2 separate regions of the Homo sapiens genome follow, and region 2 is linked to region 1. The links are chromatin loops, found by intact Hi-C in ENCODE. Cell type or tissue: IMR-90. All regions are shown on one strand. Each heading gives the region's core, and the rest is flanking DNA. Links, peaks and the distances in the headings are about the cores only.

Region 1 (7,464 bases), core at 2,348-6,347:
TGTTAAAGTCTCCCACTATTATTGTGTGGGAGTCTAAGTCTCTTTGTAGGTCTCTAAGAACTTGCTTTATGAATCTGGGTGCTCCTGTATTGGGTGCATATATATGTTTAGGATAGTTAGCTCTTCTTGTTGCATTGATCACTTTACCATTATGTAATGGCCTTCTTTGTCTCTTTTGATCTTTGTTGGTTTAAAGTCTGTTTTATCAGAGACTAAGATTGCAACCCCTGCTTTTTTTTTTTCTTTTTTTTTTTTGCTTTCCCTTTGCTTGGTAAATATTCCTCCATCCCTTTATTTTGAACCTATGTGTGTCTTTGCACATGAGATGGGTCTCCTGAATACAGCACACTGATGGGTTTATCCAATTTGCCAGTCTCTGTCTTTTAATTGGGGCATTTAGCCCCTTACATTTAAGGTTAATATTGTTATGTGTGAATTCGGTCCTGTCGTCATGATGCTAGCTGCTCATTTTGCACATTAGTTGATGCAGTTTCTTCATAGTGTCATTGGTCTTTACATTTTGGTATATTTTTGCAATGGCTGATACTGGTTTTTCCTTTCCGTATTTAGTGCTTCCTTCAGAAGCCTTCCTTCAGGCCAGGTGGTGACAAAATCCCTCAGCATTTAATTGTCTGTAAAGGACAATGGAACAGAATAGAAATTCCAGAAATAAGACTGTAAAGCTACAACCATCAGATCTTTGACAAACCTGACAAAAACAAGCAATGGGGAAATGATTCCCTATTTAATAAATGGTGCTGGGACAACTAGCTAGCCATATGCAGAAAATTGAAACTGGACCCCTTTGTTATTACCATATACAAAAGTCAACTCAAGATGAATTAAAGACTTAAATGTGAAACCCAAAACTATAAAAACCCCAGAAGAAAACCAAGGTAATACCATTCGTGACATAGGAACAGGCAACTATTTCATACAAATACCAAAAGCAATTGCAACAAAAGCAAAAATTAACAAATGGGATCTAATTAAACTAAAGAGCTTCTGCACAGCAAAACAAATAATCGACAGAGTAAACAAACAACTTACAGAATGGGAGAAAACTTTTGCAAGCTATCCATCTGACAAAGGTCTAATATTGAGCATCCATAAGAAACTTAAACAAATTTACAAGAAAAAACAACCCCATTAAAAAGTGGGCAAAGGACATGAACAGACATTTCTCAAAAGAAAACATACATGTAGCCAACAAACATGAAAAAAAGCTCAACATCACTGATCATTACAGAAATGCAAATCAAAACCACAATGAGATACTATCTCACACCAGTCAGAATGGCTATTAATAAAATATCAAAAAATAACAGATGCTGGCGAGGTTGTGGAGAAAAGGAACACTTTTATGCTGTTGGTGGGAATGTAAATTAGTTCAACTATTTTGGAAGATGGTGTGGCAATTCCTCAAAGACCTAGAGGCAGAAATTCCTTTTGACCCAGCAATCTCATTACTGGGTATATACCCAAAGGAATATAAATCATTCTATTATAAAGACACATGCACATATATGTTCATTGCAGCACTATTCACAATAACAAAGACAAGGAATCAAACTAAATGTCCATCAACAGTGGGCTGGATAAAGTAAATGTGGTACATAGACACTACGGAATAGGATGCAGCCATAAAAAGGAACGAGATCATATCCTTTGCAGGGACATGGATGGAACTGGGGGCCATTATCCTTAGCAAACTAATGCAGGAACAGAAAACCAAATACCACATGTTCTCTCTTATAAGGTAGCTAAACGATGAGAACACATGGATATATGGGGGAAACAACACACACTGAGGCCTGTTGGAGGGTTTGGGGTGTGAGAAGGGAGAGGATCAGCATAAGCATATCTGACTAGTAAACCCAAGCAAAATTGTCTCAATTATTTTTAATACTGACAATTCTGAAGACATTCCTAAATAGGAATTTTAACAATAATTTTAAAACTAGCTTTATTTGCTGTATGTTATCTTAAATCACATAGAAATATCATATAAACAGACAGAGGCACATCTTATAGCTTTCATTAAGATGTTTCATTTGTCAACTTCCAAACAGTTTTTATTTTCCCCATTCAGACTATCAGTCTTCCAATGGCTTGTTTCATTGCCCTACGCAACTGTTAGCTAGGCAGTCCTAAATTTGCACTTCTAAAACGATGACTCCTAGGTGAAACAAGGTGGAAAATTTGTATCTTAAAAGTACAGAGCTGAGACTTCAGACCTAAATATCCTACCATCATTTCCTCAAGCCAAAGAAAAAGCATGTAGGTAAAAGCCCATTTAAGACAAGATGGCCAGGAAAAGCACCTTAAACAAAAGTAAGACTTGTTATGTAAATGAAATACAATGGTAAGAATTTCTAGTGGCTCAGTCCTTCCTCTCTTTGGTGTACAGAGGCAAACACCCTCACAAATGGACAGTTCCTTTATAGATGTAAATTTCTTTTCAAAAGCATTTCAAAATATCCACCTAAATGCCAAAAGGTATATTTTGAAGACTGATTTTGTTCCATAGGTGGTCATTTTAACTTAGCTTCTGTTTTTTACCTAAAATTACTGCATTTAGGGTGAAGCCCATTAAGGAATAGTGCAAAGAAAGCATTTGCTATGTGTAGACTCATGCATAGCTCTGAAAAAAAAACAGGAAGCCTACTTTACCTGAGGGTCTACCTTTTACAAACACTTTATCCAGCTTTCTCTTCACCTTCAGGGCAGGGTAGTAACCAGACTAAAAGGTTAGAAGACTTAATTTTTCTTATCAATTAGTTGCTTAAGCTTTTTGTCTTTTATAAAGACTTTTCTTAAAAACAATAAAAACAATGAAATCTTTTTAGAAGCATCTGCACATCAATAGGCATCCCTGGATGAGCCTAATTAGACAGCTCTAATTTTCAAATGCACTTTTCAAAATGGAGTGTTGTTCATTTGGAGCTTTCTATTATAATTTTTCATTATTTTTAGTAAGATTTTACGACTTTTGTCAATGTGTGCTGCTTCCCGGGCCTAATACTTAATACTATAGGTAAGTGTCGCTAGAAGATGGAGTACTCAGTTCTTCAGTAATTAAGCATCCCATTTTTACATTTATTCTTGGCTTAATTCTCAGATCCCCTTGATCAACTTAGCCAATGATTTTTTCCCTACCTAAAAGCACAAAAGAAATAGAAGATACAAATCCCTGCAAATTTTCGAAAGCCACAGTTTACACCCCCTGAGGTACTGATACAGGAGTTAAGAAGGAATTACTTAGGCAGATAGCAAGGGAACCCCCAAATCATTTTCTAACAAAGAGCAGCCTGCAAGCTGGGAGCTTGCATGGGTGAATGCCGCAGAAACTGAGGACTAGACATTTTCATAATGGTGGCTCCATCTTCCCTTCTCTGCCAGCCGCGTGTATCCTAAGGAGCAGACCAGATGGGGCTGATAACTGAAAAGCCCATTTGCATAAGATTAGGGTAAGGTGACCAGCCTTCCCCATGTGCCATGTAAATGTCATACCTAATTGAACCAATCTGTGAGCCCTACATAAATCAGACACCACCTCCTCATGCCAGACTAAAACAATCGGTGCATTCCCTGCCAGCTGGTGTTTTTTTCTTCTCCATCCTTTCCGCATGGTCTTTTCTGCTTGGAGAACCCTTCCTCTATGGAGGAAGCTGTTCCTCTTTCTCTTCTCTTCTACCTATTAAACCTCTGCTCCTAAATTCCACCTGTGTCTGTGTCCTAAATTTTCTTGGCATGCGACAACGAACCCCTGGCATTATTCAAAGGCTTCTGGACTGAACCCAGCCTCTGACAGTCCGTCCAGGTGTTGGTAAAGGATCTCCAGCTATCCTGTCACAAAACTTTCCTTTCTTTTCTATCCATGGTCATTATGTCTACTATGCTCTCCGTATATGCAATGTGCAGGAATTTTTACAATTCAGGGGAACAGTTCTGTTAGGAAAGATCGGCAAACATGCAGTAACTCAATAAACGTCTTTACCGTTTCTCTGGTGAGTACAAGGTATTACTAGGCCAACAGCGCCACCTAGTGGAAACAGAAATCCTCTTCATGAGGCACATTGTGAGTCCTATGCCATAAACTGCGGTGTCCCAATCCTGGCTTTTCGCACTGCTAGAAAGGCTTCAACTGTGAATGGGAAAGCTCTGCCTTCAACAATTAGGAGCAAAATGTCCTCTGTAGCCAAATTTTAGCCTCAATACTGTCCCATCAGCAGATAAATGGCCATTCAGTCCCTATGTTCTCTTAAGGCACCTATTCTGCCTCCAATTAGAGTGGTACCTAACTAGTAAGGGGATTTTAAGTTTGGAAGTTAGCCAAAACCATTCTATAAAGGTAAATGCTTCAGCACCGGCCATAATAGCAAGATACAGAGTTTAATCTAGCATGCCCCCCCCCCGCCCATTAAAGGGGCCTTGCCCAACTATTACATAGTTTTTCTTGAGATCCGTTTTTCAGGGAGCCAGGCGGCTCACACAAGTCTAGGAAGTCAAAAGTCACCCAGGACTAGAGCCACCTGGGTGAGCATGACTAGCCCTAATTGCTTAGTTCCTCTGGAGTGCATTCTGAAGCACAAGGACTTCTGTGACCCAGAAACTTTAACAAAAATGTGGCTCATTTTCTTTTGCACAAGGGCATGACCTTTTTACTAGACCTCTGCAAGCATTGCAAAATAAACCCAGCTCTTTTAGCAATCATATCAGGCAGGTCCAAAAGAAAATAATTCTCTAAAATTAGAGAAGCAACTCCCAGGGGAACTATCTGAGGCTCCCCTTTATTTGGGGCCCCTTCAAGTTCCCTTCTCATTACAAGATCTTAGACAAATAAAGGGAGACTTAGGTCAATTTTCTAACGACCCTGATAGGTATATAGAAGCTTTCCAAAATTTAACTTAGGTATTTGACTTCTCATGGAGGGATGTTATGCTGCTTCTAAGCCAAACCCTAACCACAGCTGAGAAGCAGGCAATTCTGTAGGCAGCAGAGAAATTTGGAGATAAGCAATATGTCTTCTATAGCAGGCCTAAAAGGAAAAGCGAAAATAGAATGCAGGCCCAGGACCCCATAAGCCTGCTGTTCAAGCCAGCCCAACAACATAATCAGTAACAAACTTGACTACAGGCCTCCATCTTGTTTCAGGTCCTTGGGAACATGACCTGGAACCACATGGCAATACTTTGTTTTAGTCTCCACCATTTTACAATGGTGGCTGTCTTCTTGTGCTAAGTCAGTTCCTGGGTGAGGACCACACAATCAGATAAGCCAGTTTGTCAATCTAGGTGGTGCCAGCTGATCCATCAAGAGCAGGGTTTACAAAATATATTAAGGACTAATCTTGAGAGCAGTTAAGGGAGGGTCAGAATCTTGTAGCCTCAGCTCCATGACTCCTAGGCCATGGTTTCTAATCTTATGGCTAGTTTCTTGGTCTGCTCCCCAGGCAAGAGGTAAGCCTATCTTAAGAAGGGGCTGTTACCATCTTTGTTTTAGACTATAAACTATAAACCCAGCTCCTCCAAAAGTTGGTTTGGCCTATGCCCAGGGATAGGCAAGGATAGCTTGGGAGCTGGAAACAAAATGGAGTTGGTTGGGTCAGATCTCTTCCACTGTCTCAGTAATAATTTTGCAATGATAGTTTTAAAAGCTGCCTATCACCCCTTTGAAAACACCATATACACTTGAGGTTAAGTCATAACCTAATTAAGGCTTGTTGGTTTCACCTGTGAGATTACTTTTTGTAACGTTCAAAAGCTGAAAATCTTAATTGCTTCGCATGGCTAAAGTCTAGTAACAAGAGATTTAAAAGGATTTTCTTAAAAAGCTCTCAGCTTAATTAAAAGTGGATATTCAAGTTATAGGTATATTTAAAAGGCCTTTATGTTTTTCTCTTCTTGGATCTTGTCTTTCTGGAAAAAGTTTTTTTTCTTCTCAGTCAACTGAATTATTTTTCTCCATTTTTTGGCTTGCCACTCTTAATGCACACATAAGACGCCCTAAGATAACTTCTGGTAGCATGGAACTACGAGGCACCACAGACCCTGTTTTGGGAAAAAAAAAAAAAAAAAAAACCCTGTTTTCCTCGTGAAACCACAGGAATTAAAAGCAAATAGTTTAATCTGTAAGAAGTAAAAATAGTCTTAAGGATTATCGGTAAAATGCAAGTGTCATCAAAATGCAATAGGTGGTCTAAATCATTCAATTTAGATACTAGGTTTGCTAAATGGTTCGAGGTTGTATACTGCCTGCTTTACAGTTAGGTAAGGCACAGGGAGTTAGAATCTGGAAAGAGACAAGCCTTATCTGCACTTCTGTCTGGGTCCTAAGCGCCACACATGGCACATAATTAAAATCGCTTACTAACCAGGTTTTTCACCAAAAGTAACGGTTGCTAAGAGTAACAGAGCAACATGATCACTAAATAGTTTTATATGAAAGGCATATAAAAACAGTAAAATGTGTCTTTAGTAAAAGATTATAGGAAAGAATGGAAATGTTAATTTTGCCCAGGGATGAAGGATTATATTAAATTTGATAAGACAGAGCTAGAGGTTTAAGCAAGTTATAGAAAGATTGTAAAAATTAATCTTGCAAAAGTGTGTAAACATTAATTCAAAAGGATCTTTTGAATATATGGTCTTTTCATAAACTGAGCATCAAAATAAAAGCACAGCAAGGTGGTCTTAAGATGCTTATCTGGCCTTTAGCAAAAGGGTTGTAAAAGGTTTGTAAAGATTTCACCTCATGGTCAAATTGGTTAAGGTTAGATGGAATCATCTATAAGGTTTCATTTAAACAAATTGGGGCTGGGCATAGTGGCTCATGCCTGTGATCCCAGCACTTTGGGAGGCCAATGCAGACAGATCACTTGAGGTCAGGAGTTCAAGGCCAGCCTGGCCAACATGGTGAAACCCCATCTCTACTACAAATACAAAATTAGCTGGGTGTGGTGGTGCACACCTGTACTCCCAGCTACTTGGGAGGCTGAGGCAGGAGAATCACTTGATTCTGCCAGGAGGCAGAAGTTGCAGTGAGCTGAGATTGTGCCTCTGCTCTCCAGCCTGGGTGACAGAGCAAGACTCTGTCTCAAAAAAATAAAAAATAAATAAAATTGGGTTAACATTAATAAACTAATGCAAGGGTGAAATATGGCTTTAAACAGGATTTTCATGTAATAGTAATGCTACTGAAAGGTTTTTGCCTTTTGAGTCATCATTTTGGCAAAATAAATAATTTCTAGCATTCTGGAATTCTACTTCATAACATCCAGTGTTTTAAACCTCTAGCATTTAACAGACATCCCAAAATCAAACCTCAAGTTTCAAAATTGTCTTTCCTGCTGCCTGGCTTTCTAGATGGCTCAGAGGGCCCCTGAAACATCCATAGAAGAAGTAAACAGGATTATTTGACATGTTTAGTCACATGAGATTTCCAAAATGATGTCAAGTCTTC
Region 2 (7,464 bases), core at 1,766-5,765, 500 kb before region 1:
TTTAAAACCAGTCTCATCAACATTTTTGTGTATTTTTCTTCAGTAAAATTCATTTGCAGGGAAGAAGGAATAGACAAGTGTACATTTAAATTCAAAGATGAGATGAGATATGATGAGACCAGATGAGATAAAATAGTTGAATAGCAAGCAAAGAATGAAAGCAAGATCGTAGATGAACTATGGAAGAAATGGAGCACAGCAGAAATAAGATGAGATCAACAGATTTAATGTATCTCATTCTGTCAAATTGTTGTTGTCAGAATGAGGAAAGTGAACTGGTAAAAATACAAAGAAAAACATTAGAAATAATACTCTCCAGGTATAGGATATTGATTATCTCTGGAAGGAGGGTGGGAAATATTGTGGAAGTGCAGAAGAAGTGTGATTCAACTGTATTGAACCTTCCCTCAAGAAACTGTGATGGATTACATGGATTTTTTAGTTATGCTTTATTTATTTTTTATATATTTTTTATTGTATAATATATTTGGCAAAAAAAGATAAGTGAATATATTCCTGATGTAGTACTTGGCAAACAACTTAGTTTAACAGAAGTTAAACAGTATTTTTATATTCATAGTAAAAATATCTCCTAATGTGTTTTAGTTTCTTTAGCAAATTATTAAGATTATTCCATGCTTTAAGAACTATGATTAGAATTTAGGATAAAGGAATGTTCCTGAAGGCAGTGACCATAAAGGTGCAGCCCTGTTTCTTACATTCATTCTCTGTGTAAATATGATGTTTGTCGAATTTTTAAAACTTAATTATTGCCTTGTTTTTTCAGTTACAAAGAGATCTATGTTAGATTTTCCTACACTGTAGATTTTTCTTTTTTCCTTGGGGATCGATCAATGTTCTCTTTTTTTTTTTTCTTTTTTAAACTTTATTTTTGGTTCAGGTGGAACATGTGTAGGTTTTTTAACTGGGAAATTGCATATCGCTGGGATTTGATGTACAAATGATTTCATCAAACAGATAGTGAATGTAATACCCAATAAATAGTTTTTCAACCCTCACCCTTTTCCCACCCTCTGACCTCAAGTAAATGCTGGTGTCTGTTGTTCCCTTCTTTGTGGCCATGTGTACTCAAAGTTTATCTTCCACTTACAAGTGAGAACATGTGTTATTTTGTTTTCTGTTCCTGCATTAATTCACTTAGGATTATGGCCTCCAGCTGCATTCATGTTGCTGCAAAGGATATGGTCCCTTTCTTTTTATGGCTGTATAGTATTCCATGGTGTACATGCACTACATTTTCTTTATGGAGTCCACCATTGATGAGCATCTAGGTTGATTCCATGTTTTCACTATTGCGAATAGCATTGTGATGAACACAGAAGTGTATGTGTTTTTTCGGTAGAATAATTTACATTCCTTTAGGTGTATATCCGGTGAGGAGCTTGCTGGGTCGAATGGTAGTTCTGTTGCAAGTTCTTTGAGAAATCTCCAAACTGTGTTCTACATTGGCTAGATTAATTTACATTCTCACTGGCAGTGTGTAACCATCCTTTTTTCTCTACAACCTCACCAGCATGTTACTTTTTGACCTTTTAAAAATAACTATTCAGACTGATGTGAGGTAGTATCTCATTGTGGCTTTGATTAGTATTTCTCTAATGATTAGTGATGAGCATTTTTAATATGCTTGATGGCCCCATGAATATCTTCTTTTGAGAAATATCTGTTCATGTTCTTTGCCTACTTTTTAATGGGGTTGGTAGACCTTTCTTGGATGCATATTTTGCAAATATTTTCTTCTATTCTGTAGCTTGTCTACTTACTCTGTTAATAGTTTTTCTTGCTGTGCAGAAACTTTTTAGTATAGTTATGTCTATTTTTGTTTTTGCTGCAATTGCTTTTGGATCCTTCATCATAAAATCTTTGCCAAGGCCTAGGTCCAGAATAGTATTTCCTAGATTTTCTTCTTGAGTTTTTATAGTTTGAGGTCTTACATTTAAGACTTTAATTAATCTTGAATTGATATTTAAAGGATGTCCTATTCAGTAAATGGTGCTGGGATAACTGGCTAGCCATATGCAATCTTCTGCATCTGTTACAGAAGATTGTATTGGCTAGCCAGTTATCCCAGCACCATTTACTGAATAGGACATCCTTTACCAATTACTCATATTGTCAACTTTGTTAAAGATAAGATGGTTGTAGGCATGCAGCTTAATTTCTGAATTCTCTAACCTGTTCCATTGGTTTATGTGTCTAATTGTGTACCAGTACCATGCTGTTTTAGTTTCTGTAGACTTGGAGTATAGTTTGAAGTCATCTGGTGTGACTCCATGACTTTGTTCTTTTGCTTGCTATTTGTTTGGCTATTCAGTCTCTTTTTGGGTTCCATATAAATTTTAGATTTTTTTTTCTAATTATGTGAAAAATGGCATTGGTAATTTGATAGGAATAACATTGAATCTGTAAATTGCTTTGGGAAATATGGCCATTTCACAACACTGATTCTATCCATGAACATGAAATGTTTTATTATTTGTTTGTGTCATCTCTGATGTCTTTGAGCAGTGTTTTTTAATTCTCATTGTAGAGACCTTTCACCTCCCTTGTTAGCTGTATTATTAGGTATTTTATTCTGTTTGTGGCTATTGTGAATGGAATTGCATTCTTTATTTGGCCCTCATCTTGGATGTTGTTGATGTGTAGAAATTTTACTCATTTTTGTACACTAATTTTGTATTCTGAAATTTTATTTCAGTTGTTTAGCAGTTCTAACAGCCTCTGAGCAGAGACTATGGGGTTTTCTAGGTATAGAATCATATTGCGGGTGAAGAGAGATAGTTTGACTTCCCCTCTTCTTATTTGGATCCCTTTTGTTTCTTGTTTCTTTTTATTGTCGATTGTTCTGGCTGGGACTTCCAGTACTTTGTTGAATAGGAGTGGTGAGAGTGGGCATCCTTGTCTTGTTCCAGTTCTCAAGGGGAATGCTTCCATTTTTTGCCCGTTTAGTGTGACATTGGGTGTAGGTTTGTAATAGGCAGCTTTTATTATTTTGAGGTATGTGCCTTTAATGCCTAGTTTGTTGAGGACTTTTAACATGAAGGGATGTTGAATTTTACGAAAAGCTTTTCTGTACCTATTGAGATAATCATGTGGTTTTGTTTATAGGTCTGTCTATGTGATGAATTACATTTATTGTTATATGTATGTTGAACCAATCTTGCATCCCAGGAATAAAACCTACTTGATCTTGGTGGATTAGCTTTTTGATGTGCTGCTGGATTTTGCTTGTAGTATTTTGTTGAGGATTTTTGACTCTATGTTCATCAGAGATATTGGCCTAAAGATTTCTTTTTTCCTTGTGTCTCTCCCAGGTTTTGGTATCAGAACAAATCTGGCCTCACAGAATGAGTTAGGGATTAGTCCCTCCTCCTCAACTTTTTGGAATCATTTTAGTAGGATGAGTACTAGCTCTTTTTTTATACTTCTTTGTAGAATTTGGCTGTTTATCTGGTCCAGGGCTTTTACTGGTCGGTAGGTTTTTTTATTAGTGATTCAATTTTGGAACTTGTTATTGGTCTGCTTAAAATTTCAATTTCTTCCTGGCTCAATATTGAGAGGTTGTATGTTTCCAGGAATTAGTCCATTTCGTTTAGGTTCTCTAGTTTGTGTTGTTCTGCATTAATTAATTTTAAATAAGGAAAAACTAAAAGCCAAAACATATATGCATTTTAAATTAAACTCTGTATTAAAGATATTTAAGAGTAGGGAACTTCTTGGGATCAAGAGATTGTTAAAAAAAAAAGCTTGTGATTTACTTTTCTAGGAAGGACTGCTCTAATTTTCTGTCTCTTAAAATAGGACAAAAATCATCTGTGCATAATTGATTTTCCTCCCTTTCTCTTAGCAAGTCTTACTTCTTACAGGCATTACTGTACTCTCAACCCTGTTCTGCCTACCACTTCCAAACACACTTCTTTCTTGGATCACTGAAATGCCTTCTGGAAATCCTTTGATGGTCAAGAGTAAATACAAGGTACAATATTTGTTTTGTTTTCGATTCCCTTTCCTTACCAAGCATACAGTAACGCTGTCCAATTTGTTCAGAGATGAAATGGAGTCTCAATTGATGCATTGCCTTATTTTAGTGTCCTTTTTCTTTGTCAAATAAGTGAGAACGAGATAAACCCTATCTCTGGGGCTCTGAGAGACAGGGATGTGTTTTACTAACAGAAGATGCTTCAACACTGCCATCTCCTGGCCATACTAGATATGCCAGGCCCCCAGGGAATTGAGCAAGCCGCTAACCCTTAGAAATGGCTGGCTTTAAACTTCCATCTTTGCCCTAGGGAAAAAATATCTCTCAGGATTTGAGAAAGGCTAATAAAACTTTGGTAATCAGGGAAAATTATGTTACAAACCACAAATATTACATAGCTGGGACCAGCAGAGAGCAACCTTCCTCTGTGCCAGTCACTTGTCACTGTTGCTCCTGGATATTGAGTAAGTTATAGTTAGGAATGTGTACAGCTCAAGTGGAGGTGAAACAGTACATCCTGAAGTACAAGTACAAGTGCAGCTAATGAATGTAGACTCCAGAAAAAATCCAAATCATAAACATGAAGAGTATATTTTTGTTAGGGTCTCACTTTGAAATTCTATGAACTACAATTAAAGAACAATAATGATAAGTTGAAGAATCTACTTTGGAAGATTGAGATGTTAAGGGCAGTTAGGAGCCTGCTATTGGAGAAGTAATTTAGACCTGCAGATGTTTTACTTGAAAGAGAGAAGGATCATGAGTGTGTAGGGAAGTTGAAACTATCCCTCTGAAGGTTGAAGTCTACGTCTGTTAAAATGAATCGACAAAAGACAAATTAACAGGAAAAAGACATAGAATTTTATTAACATGCATAAGCATGGAGAACTCCAAGGAGAATGATTACCTGATAACTCAATTAAGCACAGATGCTTATATATCCTTCTTTATAGGGGAGGGGAGAGATTGAATGGGACCTGAGAAGAGACAATAGTTTGAGATGAAGTTCATCTGGGCTCCAGGTGTGGTGTTTAATTTTCAGTGTCTTCCTCTGTAATATGAGTTTTAATCTTCTCTGGTTAATGGAATTTCAGGGAAGGGATTGAAGGCAATTGTGTTCCTCTTTAGGGGTCTAGCGTCTAGGTAGATAAGGGAACTTCAGAGAATAACCTCATCCCATGCTTTGGGAAAGACAAAGAAGTGAAAGACAGGAAGGGCTGGGGGATGTCAGAGAAACCTTGCGGTTGCTTCTTTAGTTCAGAATGTTAAAGTGCTATATTTAGGGATATTGGTTTTCTGGGCTCTAACAATGTAATGATCTCCAAAACATTCCAGAGTTTAAATCTGTGGTTATCATGGTGACTAGGGGCCAGGGAAGAACACAGAATAATATTTGGATGTGATGACTTGAGTTATGGAGAAATATTAGAAATGCTTAGCACACCACTTATAAAATTTATGGATCACCTTGATTTAGACCTAGACAACTAATCACTTGCATAACCTCTCTGCTCTCACTTAAAAAAAAATCATTGATGCATAATATCATGTTACCAGCCCTGCAACTGAACCATAGTTATTTGCCAGTGTATCGTTACTGGAAATTGTTAAGTGTCCCAGCCACAGCCATTATATTGCAATCAGAATTTTGTTTTGGATGTTTCTCTATTTCTGCTGCTTCCCAAGGCACTTCCACCTCAACATGTTTGTCAATTATTTCCCATTGAATTTCTTGGAGAATTTTCAAATAGTCTCATCCCATCATATTTTTCGTATGTCAACTTTTCCAGAAGATAAAAAAAAAAAATAGAGCTTTCGACTTTCCTTCAGCAGTAAGTAGCCTGATTTCTTTTTTTTTTATTATTATTATACTTTAAGTTTTAGGGTACATGTACACAACGTGCAGGTTAGTTACATATGTATACATGTGCCATGTTGGTGAGCTGCACCCATTAACTTGTCATTTAACATTAGGTATATCTCCTAATGGTATCCCTCCCCCCGGCCCCCACCCCACAACAGGCCCAATGAGAACACATGGACACAGGAAGGGGAACATCACACACCAGGGCCTGATTTCTATGTAAGGGTTATATCTGTTCACACTGCCTCCATATGGAGATTCAGGCTTCCAAACTCGTTAACTAAACCTCACCTCTAACTAATTCAACATCTTCTTCATGGTTCCCCTGACGATACAACCTGAGGTTCCTCTTCTCCTAAACCAGGTACTCTAAAATTTCCTTAATTTTAAATTTATATATAAATAGTTTAAATATGTCTTTACCCTCCAATGTGTGGAAAAAGTCCTGGTGTGAGAGGTTTAGGGTGCTTATATGAACTACAGAGTTTTTGTATACGGTTGTCTCCTGTATCAGAATTGCTATGGTAATACACCAAAATTATGTGACTGTCATTGTCTACTGAATGGAGTCTGAGTCTTGCAGCAGTGTCATATTTGAACACTTGGGGCTAAAGCTAGAATAAATGTTTTTATTTCTCTGTCTAAAATATAATTCCAAATATAAATATTTGTATTCCTGCTTTCCATGAACAGGTTAGAAGAGGAAAGAGAAAATGGAGTTGGGGAACAAGGAAAGCACCACTAAGCAGGTTGATCATATTGGCCTCTTCTCAGAAATGATGTCCAAAAGTCTTCACTGAGTGTGGCCGGATGATTTTGCTAAAGTGTAAACTGGTGAACCTTTCTATGGGTCTTTATATTGGCATTTTTTCATTCATTAAAAAAAAGATAAGTAAGTTGATGGAGTTGGTTCTCCTAATTCTGCTATTCAATAACTTTGTGATTGGATAAGCATAAAATATATAAAAGTACAGAGAATCACAGCTTGGCAAACTTTCTCCCCTTTCTAAGAAGACCCCTGAATGGCCCTGCCTATTACAAATGGTACCTTGTTCATGCCTTTTGTGCTGACATTTATTGGGATCCCCGGTTTTGAATCTGTACAATGCTGGATTGGGATTCCATTCTGTGCTACGTATGTCATTGCTCTGATTGGAAATTCTCTACTTTTGATCATCATCAAATCTGAGCCAAGCCTCCATGAACCCATGTATATCTTCCTGGCCACGTTAGGAGCCACAGACATTTCACTTAGCACCAGCATTGTGCCCAAGATGCTTGATATTTTTTGGTTCCATTTGCCAGAGATATATTTTGATGCTTGCCTCTTTCAGATGTGGCTCATCCACACATTTCAAGGCATTGAATCAGGAGTCCTGCTAGCCATGGCTCTGGACCGCTGTGTAGCGATCTGTTATCCTCTGAGGCGTGCTATAGTATTCACTCGACAGCTAGTCACTTATATTGTAGTTGGAGTGACATTGCGGCCTGCCATTCTGGTAATTCCATGCCTATTGCTTATAAAATGCCATCTGAAACTCTACCGAACCAAGTTAATATACCACACTTACTGTGAACGCGTGGCCCTTGTGAAGCTTGC

Evidence for each region. Peaks named below come from ENCODE experiments on the same cell type or tissue, not always from the same donor. Only the 100,000 strongest peaks of a DNase experiment are listed, where the experiment ranks them.
Region 2: a loop joins it to region 1, with 7 times the contacts of the local background. A loop is called at or near these places in 7 of 110 quality-filtered maps.

What each region holds. Positions count from the first base shown.
Region 1 is chr11:4,622,972-4,630,435 of GRCh38, reverse strand. No RefSeq gene overlaps it. Among named protein-coding and RNA genes, the nearest start is that of OR51D1, 11 kb to the left of the region's middle. In IMR-90, for the core only: a CTCF peak has its summit at 4,041 (motif pointing left); a DNase peak (open chromatin) is centred at 4,045.
Region 2 is chr11:5,121,001-5,128,464 of GRCh38, reverse strand. It overlaps the pseudogene OR52A4P. Among named protein-coding and RNA genes, the nearest start is that of OR52A5, 14 kb to the left of the region's middle. In IMR-90, for the core only: a CTCF peak has its summit at 4,217 (motif pointing left); a DNase peak (open chromatin) is centred at 4,184.